Linked DNA regions of Homo sapiens: all the other regions are linked to region 1. A link is a loop called in an ENCODE intact Hi-C map of the cell type or tissue named here. Cell type or tissue: CD4-positive, alpha-beta T cell. All regions are shown on one strand.

Region 1 (5,000 bases):
TGAGCCTGCGGCCCAGTTGGCCAGGCAAAAGTAGTACCCAGTCTCCAGAGAAGATCTTGAGGGCATCCAGGTCTATCTCAAGTGCCTAAAGGCCTTTGGAATTATAGTCCCTTGTCAGTCTCCATGGAACACTCCCCTCCTACTTGTTCCCAAGCCAGGGACCAAGTACTACAGGCCAGTACAGGATTTGCACTTGGTCAACCAAGCTACAGTGACTTTGCATCCAATGGTACCTAACCTGTACACATTGTTAGAATTCCTGCCAGCTGAGGACAACTTATTCACCTCCTTGGACCTGAAAGATGCTTTCTTTAGCATCAGACTAGCCCCTGAGGGCCCAAAACTGTTTGCCTTTCAGGGGGAGGATCCAGGGTCAGGTGTCATCACTCAGTACACTTGGACACGGCTCCCCCAAGGGTTCAAGTACTCCCCCACCATCTTTGGGGAGGCACTGGCTCAAGACCCCCAGAAGTTTCCTTCCAGAGACCTAGGCTGCGTGCTGCTCCAGTATGTCGATGACCGCCTGCTGGGACAACCCATGGCAGTCTGGTGCACCAAGGGAATATACCCTTCTCCAACACCTGGAGAACTGTGGGCATAAGGTATCCAAGAAGAAAGCTCAGCTCTCCAGACAGCAGGTACGTCAGCTGGGATTTACTATCTGACAAGGGGAGCACAGCCAGAAAGAAAGCAAGTCATTTGCAACCTGCTGGAGCCTAAGACCAGAATGCAGGTGAGAGAATTCTTAGGAGCAGTAGAATTCTGCAGGTTGTGGATCCCAAACTTTGCAGTATTGGCTAACCCCGTGTATGGAGTCACAAAGCGGGGTGAAAAGGAACATTTCAAATGGGGATCCCAACAGCAATGAGCTTCTCATTAGTTAAAAGAAAACCTCATGTCAGCCCCAGCCCTGGGGCTACCTGACCAGACAAAACCTTTTACACTATATGTGTCAGAGGGAGAATAAATGGCAGTTGGAGTTTTGACCCAGAGTATGGGGCCCTGGCCAAGGCTGATGGCCTAACTCTCTAAACAACTAAAGGGGGTTTCTAAGGGTTGGCCCCATATTTGAGGGCCTTGGCAGCAACAGCCCTGCTAGCAAAAGAAGTGGATAAGCTAACTCTTGGGCAAAATCTAAACATAAAGGCCCCCCATGCTGTGGTCACTTTAATGAATACCAAAAAACATCATTTGCTAATGAATGCTAGACTAACTAGATACCAAATCTCGCTCTGTGAGAATCCCTGCATAACCACTGAAGTTTGCAACACCCTGAACCCTGCTACCTTGTTTCCAGTATCAGAGCCCAGTTGAACATGACTGTGTAGAGGCGTTGGACTCAGTTTATTCTAGCAGACCTGACCTCTGAGACCATCTTTGGACAACAGTAGACTAGGAGCTGTGCATGGATGGGAGCAGCTTCATCATCCCACAAGGAGAGAGGTGTGCGGGATATGCAGTGGTAACCCGCACATTGAAATGCTGTCATTGAAGCCAAATCGTTGCCCCAGGGCACTTCAGCCCAGATGACCGAACTTACTGCTTTAATTCAGGCCTTAGAGCTAACTGATGGTAAGATTGTAAACATTTACACTGACTCTGGGCATGCCTTTTTAACTCTCCAAGTACATGGGGCATTATACAAGGAAAAAGGCCTGTTGAACACTGGGGGAAAATACATAAAAGATCAGCAAGAGATCCTGCAATTATTAGAGGCAGTGTGGAGACCCCGAAAGGTGGCAGTCATGCATTGCAGAGGACACCAGTGAGCTTCCACCTCGATTTCCCTGGGGAACTCCCAAGCTGACTCAGAGGCTTGAAAATCAGTATCCACCCCCTACTGGGCATCAGTCACAGCCCCCCTGCTCCCTCAGGCACCTGACATTGTACCTACTTATTCTAAAGAAGAGAAGGACTTTCTTCAGGCAGAAGGAGGGCAAGTGATAGAAGAGGGAGGGATTTGGTTATTGGGCAGAAGAATAGCCATGCCGCAAATGCTAGGAGCCGCAGTCATACTGGCTGTGCATGAGACCATCCACCTAGGACAAATGTCATTTGAAAAGTTGTTAGGCTGGTACTTCTACATCTTGCACCTGTCAGCCCTTGCGAAAACAGTGGTGCAGCAGTGTGTCACCTGCTGGCAACACAATGCTAGGCAAGGTCCAACAGCCCCTCCTGGCATACAGTCTTATGGAGCAGCCCCCTTTGAAGATCTCCAAGTAGACTTCACCGAGATGCCCAAACATGGAGGCAACAAGTATTTGCTAGTTCTAGTGTGTACATACTCTGGGTGGGTGGAGGCCTATCCAACACGGACTGAGAAAGCTTGTGAAGTAACCCGCATGCTTCCCCGAGATCTCATCACTAGGTTTGGACTGCCCTTATGAATCAGCTCAGACAATGGCCCAGTGTTTGTGGCTGACTTGGTATAGAAGACAGCAAAGCCATTGGGGATCACATGGAAACTGCACCTACCGACCACAAAGTTCTGGAAAGGTGGAGCGGATGAATCGCACTATCAAAAATAGTTTAGGGAAAGCGTGTCAAGAAACAAGATTAAAGTGGGTACAAGCTCTCCCTATGGTATTGTTTACAATTAGATGTACCCCTTCTAAAAGAATAGGATATTCCCCTTATGAAATATTATATCATAGCCTCCTTCCCATACTATGGGGACTCCCAGGCACTCCTCGAGAGCTAGGTGAAATTGAGTTACAGTGACAGCTACAGGCTTTAGGGAAAATTACACACAATTTCAGCCTGGGTAAATGGGAGGTGCCCCATCAGCTTATTCTCCCCAGTTCACCCTTTCTCCCCAGGTGATCAGGTGTGGATCAAGGATTGGAACATAGCCCCCTTGTGGCCACAGTGGAAAGGACCCCAGACCAACATCCTGACCACTCCCACAGCCATACAGCCTGGATCCACCACAGCTGCATAAAACCTGCAGCACCTGTCACCTGGAAGGTGAGACCAAGCCCAGATAATCCCTGCAAAGTGACTCTGAAGAAGATGACAAGCCCTGCTCCAGTCATATGTGGAAGCTGACTGGTCCATGCATGGCTGAAGCATGAGGAAACTCATCATGGGCCTCATTTTCCTTAAAATTTGGACTTGTACAGTAAGGACTTCAACTGATCTTCCTCGGACTGAGGACTTTTCCCAGTGTATACATCAAGTTACTGAGGTAGGGCAAAAGGTTAAAACAGTCTTTCTGTTCTATAGTTATTATGAATGTACTGGAACTCTAGAGAAGAACTTGTCTATATAATTCCACTCTATGAAAGTTATGTAGCCCAGGAAGTGACCAGCCTGATGTGTGCTATAACCCATCTGAGCCCCCTATGAATACAGTTTTTGAAGTAAGATTGAGGACTGGCAACTGGGGAAATGCTGATATGAGTACAGTAATAACTAGAACAGAAGAAAAAGAATTCCCAAACAAATTATCTTAAAATTTGATGCCTGCGCGGCAATCAACAGTGACTTGTATGGAAATAGAATAAGATGTGGCTCTCTAGATTGGGAAAGAGGTTATATAGTAGAAAATAAGCATGTTTGTCATGAATTAGGACTGTGTAGTGATGAATGTAGTTACTGGTCCTGTGTCATTTAGGCCACCTGGAAAAAAGATGAGAAGGACACTGTTCACCTTCAAAAAGGAAAGAGTAACTCTTCCTGTACTAGTGCTCACTGTAACCCATTAGAACTACTAATTGCCAATCCCCTCGATCTCTGTTGGAAAACAGGAGAGTATGTAACTCTAGGAATCAATGGAACTGGACTGGATCCCCAAGGAAATATTTTAGTCCAAGGGTACGTCCACAGGTGCTGTCCCAAACCAGTGTTTCAGACCTTTTATGATGAGCTGAATCTGCCAGCACCAGAGCTTCTGAAAAAGACAACTTATTTCCCCAGTTAGCAGAAAATGTAGCTCATTTCTTCAATGTTACTTCTTGTTGTGTATGTTGGGGAACCACTGTGGGAGACCAATGGCCTTGGGAAGCCTGAGAATTGGTGCCTACTGATCCAGTTCCTAACATAATTCCAGTCCAGAAAACCCAAACTAGCAACTTCCGGGTTTTGAAAACCTCAATTATTGGACAATACTGAATAGCTAGAGAAGGAAAAGACTTCGCCATCCCTGTAGGAAGGCTCAATTGTCTAGGACAGACGCTGTATAATAGCACAACAGGGACGGTCTCCTGGTGGGATGTAAACCATACTGAAAAGAATCCCATCAGTAAATTTGCTAAATTACAGACTGCTTAGGCCCCTCCAGAATCTCACTGAGACTGTACGGTTCCCACTGGACTATACTGGATATGTGTAGGTACAGAGCCTATACTCAGTTACCTGATCAATGTGCAGGTAGTTGTGTCATTGGCACCGTTAAGCCATCCTTTTTTTTTTTTTTTTTTTTTTTTTTTTACTGCCCATAAAAACAGGTGAGCTCCTAGGTTTCCCTGTCTGTCCCTCCTGGGAAAAGAGAAGCATAGCTATAGGAAATTGGAAAGATGATGAGTGGCCCCCCTGCCAAAGGATCATACAGTAGTATAGGCCTGCCACATAGGCACAGGACAGCTCATCGGGATACCAAACCCTCATCTACATGCTCAGCCAGATCATATGATTACAGGCCATCTTAGAAATAACCACTAATGAAATTGGCAGAGCTTTGACTCTTTTATCCTGGCAGGAAACCCACATGAGAAATGTCATCTATCAAAATAGATTGTCCTTAGACTATTTGCTCGCAGCCAAAGGAGTCATCTGTGGAAAATTCAACTTGCCTAATTGCTGTCTGCAAATAGATGATCAAGGACAAGTAGTTGAAAATATAGAGACATGACTAAACTGGCACATGTGCCCATGCAGGTTTGGCATAGGTTTGATCCTAGATTCCTGTTTGGAAAATGGTTTCCAGCTCTAGGAGGATTTAAAACTCTTGTAATAGGAATAATAATAGTGTTAGGAACCTGCATGTTACTCCCCTGTAA
Region 2 (5,000 bases), 830 kb before region 1:
AGGTCCCTCATCTTTTTCCTGTTGAATATCAAATGCTTTGGAAATATTTTGATTTCGGGGTACTGACTCTGAAATTCCTTTTATTATCATCTCTCTTAGATCTTGCATGTTTTCCTGGTGATTTGCATTGTTATTGTCCCACTGGGGGTCCTCGGGCTGGAAATTTATGGCCTGCAGGAGGAACATTTTGACCAGGATGGGGCTCATGTTCCCAAACCTCCATAGCAGCCCGCTGAATCATACTTCATTCTTCTCCTGAAAAGAGAATGCTGAAGATGGACATCAACTCAGTCCAAGTGTATATCTGAGGCCCTAAAAATTGATCAATTTGATCTGCTACTCCATAAGGATCATCCAGTAATGGCTTAAACTTCTTTTTTAAATTCCAGACCTCTGAAGTAATCAAGGGAGGGTTTACAAAGCCAATAGCCCCTCCACCCTGTGGTACCTCTCTTAAAGGAAAGAAAGTTGGATCTGGCTCTTTGGGTGTGAAGGGAAAGGGAAAGTTTTGGATATCTTTTTTACATTGCTCTATTTCATGTTGAAGCCCCTTTAAATAGGGATACTTAATAGGTTAAGAAGGGGCAGGCTCACAAGACGGTAATTCTGCAAAGTTGGGAATATAAGGAGGGGGAGCAATATGAGCAGAAGCACCACAAGTGGAGGAGGGATCCACGGCAGCAGCTGGGGTAATAGAACAGGCTGGGGCCTGCCTGAAACAGCTGGGGAGTAACCCCAAACCACAGCCAGAGGGATGGCCTAGGCTGGGGCGTGGCCTGAAATGGCTGGGGAATAATCGGAAACCACAGCTGGAGGGAGGGCACAGGCTGGAACATGGCCTGAGATGGCTGGAGAGTGACCCAAAACTGCAGCTGGAGGGACAGGATAGGAGGCAGCCGAAAGAGTGATGCAAACAGGGGAGGAACGTAAGATGGGAACTGGAAGGGCGGAATCACAGGCAACCGGAAGAGTGACACAAGCAGGGGAGGAACCTGAGACGGGTACCAGAGGGGCGGAATAGGGGGGCAGCTGGAAGAGTGAGGGAAACGGGAGGGACCTGAAACGCGAACCAGACTGGCGGGTTAGGGGGCGCTGAATGAAGGAAGATGATTTAAAGGATCCCACATGTTAGTTAGTAGTTGTGGGTTGTCTAGCTATGGGAACTGTTTCCCTTTTAAAAGAGTTGGCTTCTGACTTTCTCCCTCCAGAGTCTAAAGGTTAAAGGAGAACTGGTCCCTGCTGCCAGCAGAGGGTGTAATCGATTTGTTCGTGGGAGACAGGGTTCTTATCATTAACACGTTTGATTAACAGCTGACAAATCTGTTCTTCATTAGACCCAAATTTTGGCCAGAAAATTCAGGGTTTAAGGATGGGTTGTCGAACCCAAATCAAACAACATATTTTATTGTCTGCTGTTTTTCTTTATACTTGGTTCTCTCATTATCTTTCCAATACTTTAGCATAAGCCCCAAGGGGCTATCTGAAGGAATTTCATCACTCTCTAGACTCTTTGGTTTTCCTGTATTATTTGAAACTTTCCCCGTCTTATGGGTTATTGGGGGACAACCCCTCCTCTTAGAGATGTCTACCCTCACCCTTCCTGGAGGCTTACTGAGGCTTTAGGGAAAAGCTCCAACCCCACCTGTCAGAGGTTTCTACCCTCCCCCTTCCTCTTTGTCTACTTTGTGTTTTCCTGCCTCTAGTCGATAGATGGCAACATGAGACTGAAAAGAAGACTCATTCACTCCACACAACCACGATGCTTACTCCCATTCACACATTCTCAGCCTCCATCTCATCCTGACCACCCAGGAAATACTTTGTCACCTTCGTGAAGTCTCCTACCTTATTCCATGCACAATAATTGCCTGGTCCTCTTATTGCCACGGTATTGCAAGCCTCTCCTCCCCGCTTTGCTGCGAATCCAGATTTATTCATTACCACAGGTGGGCCTGATCTCCTTCACCCTAGGGCCACCCTAACGAGACAGTAGGATGCGTCTCCCTTGGGAAGGGTAACCGAAGGCCCCCGTACCTAAGGAGAATATTGGAGCCCCAAAGTTGGGTGCCAGAAGTGTTAGGAATAACAGTCAAAATCCTAAGGAAATGGAACACTTGAAAAAACGATTCTTAGCAAAGCAATTTTACTTCTGTGCAGAGGGGTGTGCCTCCTTGGCCAGTCGCCTTGAGAGCACACCTGAACAAAGGGGCACAAGAGAGCCTTTATTCCTGATGCAAGTCCTGCCTCTGTACCCTTTCCCGATTGGCTGGGGTCTGTTCATACAATCTAAACTAACCCTGGTTGGCTACATATTTGATTTTTTTTTTTTTTATAAAGGGGGCACATAAAAGAAAGCAGAAACGAAAGGGGAAGGGGTGTCTGTAATGAGCTAGAAAGTTAGTCCTCTTTCCAAATAAGGAAAGGAATGTAAGCTGGTACTGATAACGCCTGGTACTGTGGTGTGCCTGGGCATCTAACAAAGGCAAAAAGGAAAAAAGGAGAAAAAGGAAAAAAAAAGAGGGGAGGTACTAGGGGTACTATGAGTTAAAGAATAAAAGATTGATCAAGTTATTTGAAGAGAAACCTTATCATATCCCACACCAGCTACTTGGGAGGCTGAGGAGGGAGAATTTCTTGAACATGGGAGGTGGAGATGGCAGTGAGCCAAGATCCAGACACTGCACTCCATCCTGGAGACACAGCAAGACTCAGTCTCAAAAAAAAAAAAAAAAAAAAAAAAAAAGTGGGATGCTAGATCCCTGTACATAACCCTGTGAAAGAGGTTGAATGCAAGGGTCTGAACTATGACAACCTGCAAGCCCCACTTCCAAAGCACCTCAAAAGATAAGCCACACTGACGTGGAATTCCAGCCAGTCACTGTGAAGTGACCTCACTGTCTGGCAGTGATACATGAGGTTCATTGTCTCATGGTCATGAAAAACTATAATTCAAACACAAAAAGAGTGAGCTTCAGAGTGGACTTTAATAGGCAAAAGAAAGAGAAGAGCTCTCTGCTGCACAGAGAGGGCCTGAAAAAATGGGTTGCTGTTTCCATGGTGAAATGCAGTGGTTTTTATAGATAAGCTTAAGGATTAAGTGTCTGATTGACATAGGGAACAAAAGATTGGATGAACCATTTGCATATGGCATAGGAAACTGGTTAGGTCTAGGAGTGCCACTTGCAGAGGGTGCAAAAAGCTGGCCACCTCTACTCTAATCTTTTACTATGCAGATAGGTTTTCTGCCTGGTTAGTGCCATGTTGCCTGTTTCTTTACTGTATACATGGTAAAAAGATAAAAGATAATGGGGACTTCTTGGTGGTCATGTCTGCTGCCCAGGCAGCCCTTTTCTATTGGCACAGCTGCTGGCATTCACCCATGTAAGCTTCAAGCTTTTTAATCTATGTTTGCAGCTCTATTTGTTAGGCTCCTCCTTGTTATAGCAGATAATTTATTGGGCTGCTTTTTGCTAGAAGGGAAGCCTTGCTGAGAACTCTTTTATCCTCACTACCTGCCTAAATAATTTCTTTTTATCCCCTGTGTCAACTGTTAGTGTCATTGCACCTCCTTAAGAAGGAAATCTCAAAGGGAAAGTCCCAACCATCTTTGTTGGTTGCACACCTTAGCAACTTTAGGTATCAGGCTGTGGAGACTCTGAGCCAACTGGGGGGTGGGGTATGAATCCCCCAGTGCAGCACAGTTGCCCTCCCAAAATGTTGACAGACTGCTGCTTTAAGCAGGTCCTCATCCTGTTCCTTCTCACTGATTGGGATCTCCCAAGTGGGACCTCTAGCCTCCCTTATGCAAGTTCTTCAGCCAAGAAAGTCTTGACTTTCCCCTGGGACAGCACCCCCCGAGTGAGAGTTGGGCTACCATCTTTGTTCTTGGGGTTACTTAGCCAATCCAGCCTTTAGGTTTTGATCATTCTGAGCCTACTAGAGATGAAGGGGGTCCCTCAGCACAGCACAGCTGCTCTAGCAAAATGTGCCCAGGCTGCTTTTTAAAGCGGATCCCTGATCACATTTCTCTTGGTTGAGCGAGGCCCAATCGGGCCCTCCAGCCATCCACGGTGGTGTTCTCCAGCCAACAGATATTTGTAATCTCCCTGAAATGGTGCTATAAGAGAGAGTGGTGGGCCACAAATTTAGTTGTTTAGGTGATTTAACTGTTTCAGACTTCAAGCTCTGAAGCATCTGAGGCAACCAGGGCTGAAGCAAACCCTTTAGCACAGCACAGTTACATTATCAAAGCGGGGAGATAGCTTTTTAAAGTGGGTCTCTAACCCCATTTTTATTCACTGACCGGGATTTCTCAACCAAGGTATCCAGTCACGTCGTACAGGAGCCTTCGTGTCAGCAATAGACCTATACCTCCCTGGGATTAAGTTCCCGGAGACAGAAAAAAGGCTGCCATCTTTGCTGTTTTTCAACCTTCTCTAGTGGTACCTCAAGGTATCACTGTTCAAGAGAACAGTCTGACATGACTAGAGGCTGGAGTGAGCTACAACATATTGCAGCAACCCTGTATAAAAGTAGCCAAACTATTATGTAATAGCCCAGTCCTGTACGTCCCATTAGCAGGTCCTCCAGACCTGGGCCTTCAGAGCTAAGTAGAGTCTCTACAGAGTCACACCCTTCAGAGCTATCACCCAGTAGCAACTTGGCAAATCCCTGGACAGGAGCCTCAAGAAGTAACTAAAAGCCTTCCTGCCACAGCCTGTGCAGTGAAACTGCCCTTGCCACCCTGAAACTAACAAAGGAGAAAAGACCCTAAGTGCCTTATCTACACCTCCAACAAACTGCTGTTGACTCAAGGAGAAGCGACCAGTCCATCTCCCATAAGTCTCACACACCCCATATTGCTAATTATCAGACAGAGAATCCCTGGCTTGGTCCTACAACACAAAATATCCTTCCAGGGCTGGTTGCATTGAGAGATTGCTGACCTGCATTTCCCTTGGATGGAGGCCCCAGGAAACAACCAAAAGACACTTGACCGC
Region 3 (5,000 bases), 1.2 Mb before region 1:
CTAATACTAAACTTCCTGGATTAAGTAAAGGTGGTTGTATTTCCCATGGTCGGGCTTCTGCTTGTTTTAATTCCTACTGGAAGTGATCTAGAGAGCTTACACACTTAACCAATTTAGAGGTTGTCTGCCTGGAAACAATCTCTTAGCACATTGATCAATTTTATTCTTTCCTAAGTGAAAGGCTTAGTGAAGGATTTTCAGGACTTTCCATTGGCAGGAGGCTGGCAGATGGAGTTTGCCATCGTCTAACTGTAGCCATTCTGAGGGCTGAAAACTATATCCTCAGAAGTGGCCCATTCTATTCCTGCAGGAAAATACTAAGGTTTAATTTCTCTTATGGAGCCTTCTTGATCAGAATAATTTGGAACTTGTTAATGCCTTGAATCTTCCTTGCTGCTTACTTAGCTGACTGATCTGCTAACCTATTTCCTTTGGCTACTTTATTCCCTTTTGATGTTCCTAATGATGCATTCCTGCTATTTATTGTGAAATAAAAACTAAGAATAATAACCTGTTATTTTTCTGGTGATATTTTATGGGAGATTTATCAATGTTAAAAAAAAAAAAAATCCCCTTCCTTTCAAATGGTAGGATGAGCATGGAGAACTGATAAAGATACCTGGAATTAGTGTAAATGTTAACTACCTTTCCCTTGCTTAATTTAGATGCTCTTGTAAGAGCTATTAGTTCAGCTAATTGAGTGCTTATCTGGGGAGTGACATTATTTAGCATGGCTGTGGCTTATCCTGCCTTATGTACTTCTTGCTTTACCTGCTGTTTATTAGCTAAGAGCTCTCTGTAGAGAACAGTAATCCTGCTACATTATGTGGGGTTGTAAACAGTTAAGTTATTATCTCTTTGGGTTAATTTGGAGGGGTTTTTTGTTTTGTTTTGTTTTTTTCGACTAGCAGAGTCATAGTGACAATGGTTTGGAAGCATGTGGAAAAAACATGTCCTCCTAACTGCAACGATGAGCTTGAGAAAAATATTGAACTAAAGTTTTCCCTGAGATGCCCTCTGTGGTTATGCTATGAGAAGAGGGGAGGCCTGGATTAGAAACTACAAAATTAGAGACTGGCTCTAGTGTTTAGAAGGAGGTCTACTTTCCTTCCTTCAACTTCCAGAATCATCTGGGGCTTCCTGTATTATACTGGCAGTTTGAGGCACTGGAGCCAGGAATTTGAACCCCAGGACCCATCGGTCCTGCTGGACCATCTGTGAGACTGATTTTTAACCCACTGCCCTCCTCCCCTGGAAGAATTTTGGTCTCCAGTTGCCTTCACCACAGGCTGGACATGGTCGAGCTGGCTTCTTGCTATTTGGCCACTCCTTCTTAAAATACCCTGGTTTGCCAAACTGAGAGCACCTAGTGGATACATCTCAGGGATCTAGCACTTTGCAACTCTGCAAAGCAGACACTAGAATATTTGTCTTTCCCCTGAGCTTTCTCTCTTTCATTTGGGCCTCCTCTTTCTAGCTATTATAAAAGACCAAAGTGGCCACCTTCAGGGGGTTCTCTAAGTTGCCTCCTGGTCCTGTAGCTTGCTTCTGTCATTTCCTTCTAATATTTGGAGCTGCCTGTGTAATAAACTTATTCTTTAGAATGAACGGTTCCTTGACTGAATCAGGGGATAAGGAGAGGTACTCTATGAGTGTCTTTCTCAGCCTTTCCATGAAGGCTTCAGGATTCTCATTTGGCTTTTGGTCTATCATAGACAGTTTAGAATAATTGAGAGGTTTGGCCTTAGGTTTTCATAGGCCCTCTAAAATACATATTAAAAAGTGCTTCTTCTCCATTTATCTGTAGAGCTACTAAGGTATCAGGGCTATCAAAAAAACTGCTTCCCTTACTTTCCCTTCCTATTGAGAATGGTGTTTCTCCTATTTATTTGCTCTCCCTATCTGCTTTCTACTTTCTAGGTGTAATATAGGAGATACATTTCTCATCTCTGAAATTCTCTTCTGCCTATAGAGCTGCCTCTTTTTTAGCTGTGGTTAGGGTTTGGTTTAAGAGCAGCATAACATCCTTCCATGTGAGGTGAAACATCTGAGTTAAATTCTGCAAAGCTTCTGCATGCCTACTAGTGTTGTCAAAAAATTGGCCTTAGTTGTCCTTTATTTGCCTAAGGTCCTGCAATCAAAAGGGAATTTGAGGTGGCCCCAAATAAGGAAAATACTCAGATGATTCCATGGAAATTGCTTCTAATTCTGGTGAATTATTCTCTATATGCCTGCCTGATATGCCTGTTAAGAAAGCTGGGTTGATCTTACAAGCTTGCAAAGGTTTAGTAAAAATGCCATGGCCTTGAGCAAAAGAAAATGAGGGCTTTTCTTTTCAAATTGCTGAGGTTAAAAAAGTTCCAGTGTTTCAGAGTGCATGTCAGAGCGGTGCAAGCTAAAAATGGTCTGTTACCCATCTGGCATAAGAGGTGACAATTATTCCCCACTTCTTTTATTGTGACCCAAGATGGATGGGAAGGAAGTGGGAGTGTTCCCCCAACTATTTTCTCTCCTTGAGTTTTGAGTCCCAGCACTGGGTTAAATGTGCTGCTCACAGTTGTGAGCATGGTTCTCCAAGCCATGGAATGGGATAAACTAAGAGATGGGATTAACCACAAGTTACGCATGCAAGCTTAGCTTATCCTCCTGTGTGATTTGCCTGGCTCTCTGAAAAATGAGTGTTCAAAGAAACTACGATGTCTTTGGTAGAAGCTTCTTTAATGGAGGCAATGTGCTAGATTGCCTCCTATTACAGTCTGTGCTAAAACATTTACCATTAGAAAAGTGGTTCTGTTTAACTTCTAGACCATTAAAATCCACTTACTAATTAAGTACAATTCTAATTGAAGACAGAACAGATGTCTTAAAAGAACAGATGTCTTTCCTGCTGTTGGGACATTATTAGGACTAAAATTTGACTATAGAGGACGTTTAACTCCTAATTGTTGAAGGCTTCCTTTTCCCGGAAGGGGCTTAGAGCCTGATTTCTAGCAGTGCAAAAGGAGAGAATTAGGAAACTTCAAAGTGCCTGATGAAGAGGATTTGTTTGTCCACTAGGTGGAGATGTTGGCTCAGAAATACAATGGGATCATCAGGGAACCGATAGAGACAGCGAGGCACTTATTGAATAATATGTGTTTGCTAATACCTCTTAACAGAACTGTTTCCCTGAACTGTTAAACTCCCTTCACATTGCACAAACAGAGAGAATATAAGCCAGAGTGACTGAGGATAGAAAAGGAAGTAAAATTTTGCAACAAGATAGCTGGAGATGCATTACAAACATCCAGACTGGCTGTCAGAGTCTGGGTTCAGTCCAGAAGCCTTTGAATCACACCAGAATGTGCCCTGGCCAGAAATTCTTAGTTACCCCAGGACTCTTCCCAGGCTCAGGCAATGATGAGGACTTCTGTGAAAGAAAACTGCTTAGAAGAGAGCCTTGAGATTAACGACAGACGAGGTTCACTCCAAACTCACCACTCTGATGTTTCTAGTTCTTGTTCTGATCCTGATCCCAGGTGAGAACACCAAAAATGAAATGGCTCCATCATCTGGAGTATATATACCCTGGTTCTTAGTCATGGTTGAAAAAGACTTCAGGACACAGACACACGGAAGGAGTGCATTTAGGAGTGGAAAGTTTAATAGAAAAGAAGAGAGAGAAAAGGCTTCCTCATGCTGACAAAGCAAGTCGACCACAAGACGGTCTCCAAATTGCGGTGGCATGCAACTGATTTTGTAGAGAGGCTTTGGGAGGTGGTGTCTAATTTACAAAGGCTCCAGGAGATTGGATTGATCAGGGGTGCCGTTCATATAGCCAACAAAATAACTGGCTATCCCACCCCAGTCTTTTACTATGTAAATGTGGCACCTACCTGGAGGTTGTCATGATAACAGCACACATGGTTTTAACTGGATAGTGCCATGACACCAGTAAACATGGTGACAAGAAAAAAAAGTGGGAATCACCATATTGAATGTACCTGGCTTCCAGGTACACCTGCATTTAGATATAAAAGCTTCTAGTTTGCATATTTTTCAGGCTGCTTTCTGTTAAAGAAGAAATGGCTTGAGGCTGCTTTTTGTTAAAGGAAAGTTCCACAAGAAAAAGACAGGAAAAATTGCACCAAGTTGGAAAACATATTGCTTGAAATCATCCAGGAGAACTTTTCCAACCTAGCTAGAGAAGCCAAGACTCAAATTTGGGAAATGCAGAGAACCCCAATAAAATACTTCATAAGGAGATTATCCTCAAGACACATAGTCAAAAGTTCTCCGAGGTGAAAGAAAAATTAAAAAAAGTGAGGGTCACTCAGAAAGGAAAACCAGGTCACCTACAAAGGGAAGTTCATCAGACTAACAGCAGACCTCTCAGCATAAACTCTACAACCCATTAGAGATTAAGGGCCAATATTCAACATTATTTAAAAAAAGAAACTCCAGTCCAAAATTTCAAATCCACCCAACAGAAGCTTCAAAAGTGAAGGAGAAATGAGACCCATTTAAGATAAGTAAATGGTAGCAGAAATTGTTACCACCAGACCTGCCTTACAACAGCTCCTGAAGGAATCACTAAATATGGAAAGAAAAAAAACACTACCAGCCACAACAAAAACACACGGAAGTATACAAGCCAGTGAAACTATAACGCAATCACATAAACAAGTCTGCAAAATAACCAGCTAGTATCATGGCAACAGAATCAAATCCATGGTTGCTTCCAAGATGGCTGAACAGGAACAACTCCAGTCTGCAGCTCCCAGTGAGATTGATGCAAAAGACAGGTGATTTCTGTCTTTCCAACTGAGAGTACTTCGTTCATCTCATTGGGACTGGTTGGACAGTGGGTGCAGCCCACAGAGGGTGAGCCAAATCATGGTGGGATGTCATCTCACCCAGGAAGCACAAAGGGTTGGGGGATTTCACTTTCCTAGCCAAGGGAAGCCGTGACAGGCTGTACCTGGAAAAATGGTATACTCACATCCAAATATAGCACTTTT
Region 4 (5,000 bases), 88 kb before region 1:
TCAGGATGGCTTTCTCTCGGCTGTTGAAAGTAGAGTTTTCTTGTCTACAAATAGGAGATGGGCCTGATTACCGATAGACAAAAGTAAAAGGGGCTGGGCATGATGGCTCATGCCTGTAATCCCAGCACTTTGGGAGGCCGAGGCTGGTGGATCACCAGAGGTCCAGAGTTCAAGACTAGCCTGAACAGCATGGAGAAACCCCATCTCTACTAAAAATACAAACAAAATTAGCCAGGTGAGGTGGCACATGCCTGTAATCCCAGCTACTCAGGAGGCTGAGGCAGGAAAATCACTTACACCTGGGAGATGGAGGTTGCACTGAGCCAAGATTATGCCACTGCACCCAGCCTGGGCAACAAAAGTGAAATTCCATCTCGGAAAAAAGAAAAAAAGAAAAAAAAAGTAAAAGGAAAAAGGAATTGGGAAACTAGTCGTTTGTGGTAGAGTGCTGACAAGACTCCACATGGAGAAAAATTTCACTCCACTAGGTGGTGATGTAGGGTTAGATATGTGAGATAAAACTCTGACTTCAAATTCTTTTCAGGAAAAAGTTTGAAAGAGAGGTTTGGGGTTTAATAGGCTTTCCCATAGCATGCTCCCCAGAATAAGAAAATTAATTTATCTCATATAGAAACTTTAGATTCATTGGACTATGCTGGAAGCATCCTCCTCAGAATAAGAAAATTAATTTATCTCATATAGAAACTAGATTCATTGGATTGTGCTGGAAGCATCCTCCCCAGAATAAGAAAATTAATTTATCTCATATAGAATCTTTAGATTCATTGGATTGTGCTGGACTCTTATACAGAATAAAAAACAATACAAATAGAAGAATATTCACTCAGGAAGAACTATTATCCCACATGGTGCCATGAGTGTCTATTATTAAGGGATAGAAGGGTCCTTATAAGGTAAGAATTTAGATGGAAATTTGAATCCCTTTGTTTCTAGGAAACCACAAAAATAACAATTTTTTTGAATTACATTTGTAATTATTAAGACACTGACTAACTCTACCCAGCAGGATTATATCCCTAGCTTGCAAAAACACTCACAACACTGAATACAAAATAGGGATTAGAGACAAGATATCCACAAGAAAAAAAAGAATATGTGACGAGAAAAGACTAGAAGTTTTTTTGCTGACACCCTGATGGGCTGTTGGGAGCTAGATGTTAGTCCAAAGACCCTCAGGTAACACCAAGATATAGCCCCAGCTGGAAATCTTCAGTTGGCCTAGAACCTCCTTTCAATCCCACATCATGGCTAGGCCCTCTGTGAAAGGAAACTGGATTGGAATAGACAAGAAGCCTCAGAAATGAAAGTAAAGGGTTAAAGTTAAAAATATGCTTTTATTCAACTTTCTGATGAATTCTTTTATTCTCGATCAATGTACCAAAATATGTTGCAGTCTCACCAATGCACCAAGATTTAGCAGTCTTTCATTGTTTGAGATAATCGTCAGAGTTTTTTTTTTAATCCAAGACAATAAAGGAGTGCAGGCAAAAGGATAACGTAGAAGCAGAAGTTTAATAAGCAAAAAGAGAAAACTTTTTGTGAGCAGTGGCTGAGGCCTGAATTGGTTTCCCACTATGAGGCCAGTTCTAGGATTTTTATAGACTGGAAAGGATAAGGAATGTGCTTAGTCTTGGATAACAGCTTGGCCTGGGACCCTGGTCTGAAGCCAACTGGAGAGCTTGGCCCAGTGCCAATCAGGGTCTAAAGTGATAATTCACAGAGGCCAGAATTGCTGTCCACAAAAGAAAATAAAACTACCCAGTGGAACCTGCTGGAACCATCATGCCCATGTCCACAAAAAGAGAAAAAAAAAATGTCCTGATCATGCTGACTCCACAAAAATAGGATTTTTATGCCATGCCTTCTTCACTTACCTTAGTGAGCCTAAGGTTTGCATAAGTTCTTATCCAAATGGGCCAGAGGTTCTGTTTTTTTTTGTGTGTGCCAGCCACAAACATGTCTCCAGGCACAGCACCCTGTGCTAGTTTTCTTATCTGTGCCTTCAGCTTGATTTGTTTTTTCCAGGCTGCTTTTTTTTTTTTTTTTTTTTTTTTGTGAGATGGGAGTCTCGCTCTGTGTCCAGGCTGGAGTGCAGCGGCGTGATTCTCGGCTCACTAAAATCTCCGACTCCCTGGTTCAAGCAATTCTCCTGCCTCAGCTTCCCGAGTAGCTGGGATTACAGGCAGGCGACAACACGCCCAGCTAATTTTTGTATTTTTAGTAGAGACAAGGTTTCACCATGTTAGCCAGGATGATTTTGATATCCTGACCCCGTGATCTGCCCTCCTCAGCTTCCCAAAGTGTGGGGATTACAGGCCTGAGCCACCACACCCAGCTCCAGGCTCCTTTTATGTTTTATGGAAATGAGGCACTGACATTCCCTGCTCTGGAGGATCTCTGGGGACCCTTTTCTTTCTATATAACTAAGGCCAGCTAACTATTTTCATTTTGAGAACTCACTATCACAAAAAGAGCAAAGGGATGTATGTGCTCCCATTATCACATTACCTGTTAAAAGGCCCCTTCTCTTATATTCTTTATTACAATTTGACATTATATTTTGGCAGAAACATAAATCCAGACCATATTATACTACCCCTGACCCCTTCCAAATTTCACATGGCAAAATACAGTTGTTATCTATTTCCAAGAGTCTTTCTAGTGTTAACTCTTTTTGGCATTAATTTAAAAGGTCCACAGTCAAAAGTTTCATTTGAGAAAAGACAAGTTATATCTGCCTATGAGCTTGTAAAAAAAAAATTATATACTGATAGGATACAATGGGGATACAGGGGCTGGCCGTGGTGGCTCATACTTGTAATCCCAGCACTTTGGGAGGCCAAGGCAGGGGGATCATGAGGTCAAGAAATCGAGACTATCCTGGCTAACCAACATGGTGAAACCCATCTCTACTAAAAATACAAAAATTAGCTGGGCACAGTGGCACACGTCTGTAGTCCCAGCTACTCAGGAGGCTGAGGCAGAAGAATCGCTTGAACCTGGGAGGCAGAGGTTGCAACAAGCCGAGATCGTGCCACTGCACTCCAGCCCGAGAGTGAGACTCCCAGGCTCACTCTCAAAAAAAAAAAAAAAAAGAAAAAAAAAAAAGAAAAGATACAATGAGGGTACAGGAGTTGGGTAAATACATTTGTTCTCAAAGAAATAAATTAGCCCAAACAAAGGTATAAAAGCCCCATGCAAGTTCTAAAGCTAGCAAAGCAATTATTAAATTTCAAAGTTCCAAAATAATTTTTTGACTCCATATCTCATATCTAGGCCACACTGATGTAAGAGATGGGCTCTCAAGGCCTTGAGTAGCTCCACCTCTGTGGATCTAGAGGCCACAGCCCCCACAACTGCTTTCATGGGCAAACATTGAGTGCCTGAAGCTTTTTCAGATGCATAGATTAAGCTGTCAGTGCATCTAACATTTTGGTGCTTGGAGGGCAGTGGCCTTCTCATAGCGCCACTAAGCAGTGCCTCAGTGGGGACTCTGTGTTGGGACTCCAACCCCGTATGTCCTCTCTACACTGACCTTGTAAAGGTTCTCCATGAGGCCTCAGCCCCTGAAGTGGACTTATGGACATCTAGGCATTTTTATACACTACTCTGACCTTGCAGAGGTAACATTATTTATGAAAATCAATTTTAAATAACGATAAATAATATTGAAAAAATAACTATGCTCTTTTATTTACAAGTGGAGAGTTCAGCATTTACAACAGAGTATCTAGAGCTCTCATTTCTTTGGACTGTTGCTTGGCACACTACCAATCACAGTAATACAGTTATAACTCAACAGTTGCGAGGGCCATGTGGATTCCATAGGGTTTCACTTTTTCTTTTGCTTCTAACTACTACACACAAACACACACACACACACACAGACACACAAATTGGTGATGTGTCAGACATGGTACATAGTGAGTAAACTTGTGTTTAACTCAGTAAATGTTTGTGTATATTGTGCAATAACATGATAACTGTTCACAGAATATAAAATACAGGGTGACCTCAGCAATATGGTGGAAAAAGTGGTCACCCATTTATATCCCCTGACGACAATGATTCTGTACCCATCCATACAAAGAAGTATCTTTCTTGCTCTGTGGGAGTCTTGGGATTCAAGTAGGTGGTTGTGAAACTCTGGTGGAGCCCAAGGCCTAAAAACGGAGATATTGGGAGTGCAGACATATACCCGTGTGGCAGATTATTCATTCTAATTTATTCTATTTATTCCAATTTATTGTAATCCGAATGGCTACTTTGGCTCAGCTACAGCCTTATATGTTCTTGACACTGTGACTGAAACCATAGGTCAAGAAAGGGTCACATGAACTAGAGCGTAGGCAAAAAGATTTTTCTGTATCCCTACCTTTGTCTTGGCAGTAAACCCAAATATCATTCTATAACTTGACTGCAAATTCTTTCTCCACCGTGATCCTAGCTTAATAGTGCTCACATAAGGACCCAAAGGGAAATGCCCATCTGTGCCATCAGAACAAGCTAGCCTTTCTTTATGCCACAACAGTTTCTGTTGGGATGATGCTATTATGGCTCCAGACCCCTCTGCTACAGTCACATAGTTACTGTCATTTTTGAAAATGGCTATGAGATGTACCTGGATAGTCTTGCAGTTCTGTCACCATGCGTACTCACAATGGTACACAGTGAGTAAATTTATTAAAGTTTGGGCAATTTTGTGGCACACAGAGATATTATCTAGTAGTGTCTCTGCAGATAACACTCTATACTAGACCCCACTGTGAATCTTGAATGAAGTCTGTAAATTAGCTGCAGGTATTCTTACCTTCAACGTGAGAGTGGTCCCGTTAATACTGGTACCCACCAGAAGGCAGTTTATTCCATGACATGTGCAGCTAGCTTAGACTTATCAGCCTTTGCTATAAACAAAACAAAACTTTGTATTTCAAGTCAAGACTATCTCAGCCATAGACTGAAGTAGTGTGGTTATCCTG

The links. A loop is a pair of places that touch in the nucleus more often than their neighbours do. Peaks named below come from ENCODE experiments on the same cell type or tissue, not always from the same donor. Only the 100,000 strongest peaks of a DNase experiment are listed, where the experiment ranks them.
Region 2: a loop joins it to region 1, with 18 times the contacts of the local background. A loop is called at or near these places in 2 of 110 quality-filtered maps.
Region 3: a loop joins it to region 1, with 12 times the contacts of the local background. A loop is called at or near these places in 2 of 110 quality-filtered maps.
Region 4: a loop joins it to region 1, with 9 times the contacts of the local background. A loop is called at or near these places in 5 of 110 quality-filtered maps.

What each region holds. Positions count from the first base shown.
Region 1 is chrY:20,646,341-20,651,340 of GRCh38, forward strand. No RefSeq gene overlaps it. Among named protein-coding and RNA genes, the nearest start is that of EIF1AY, 73 kb to the left of the region's middle. In CD4-positive, alpha-beta T cell, no CTCF peak of the experiment used is centred here; a DNase peak (open chromatin) is centred at 2,131.
Region 2 is chrY:19,815,400-19,820,399 of GRCh38, forward strand. No RefSeq gene overlaps it. Among named protein-coding and RNA genes, the nearest start is that of KDM5D-DT, 73 kb to the left of the region's middle. In CD4-positive, alpha-beta T cell, no CTCF peak of the experiment used is centred here; no DNase peak of the experiment used is centred here.
Region 3 is chrY:19,430,194-19,435,193 of GRCh38, forward strand. No RefSeq gene overlaps it. Among named protein-coding and RNA genes, the nearest start is that of KDM5D, 310 kb to the right of the region's middle. In CD4-positive, alpha-beta T cell, a CTCF peak has its summit at 3,054 (motif pointing right); a DNase peak (open chromatin) is centred at 3,058.
Region 4 is chrY:20,558,402-20,563,401 of GRCh38, forward strand. The region is part of intron 1 of TTTY10 (testis expressed transcript, Y-linked 10); the gene reads right to left. Among named protein-coding and RNA genes, the nearest start is that of TTTY10, 15 kb to the right of the region's middle. In CD4-positive, alpha-beta T cell, a CTCF peak has its summit at 477 (motif pointing right); a DNase peak (open chromatin) is centred at 490.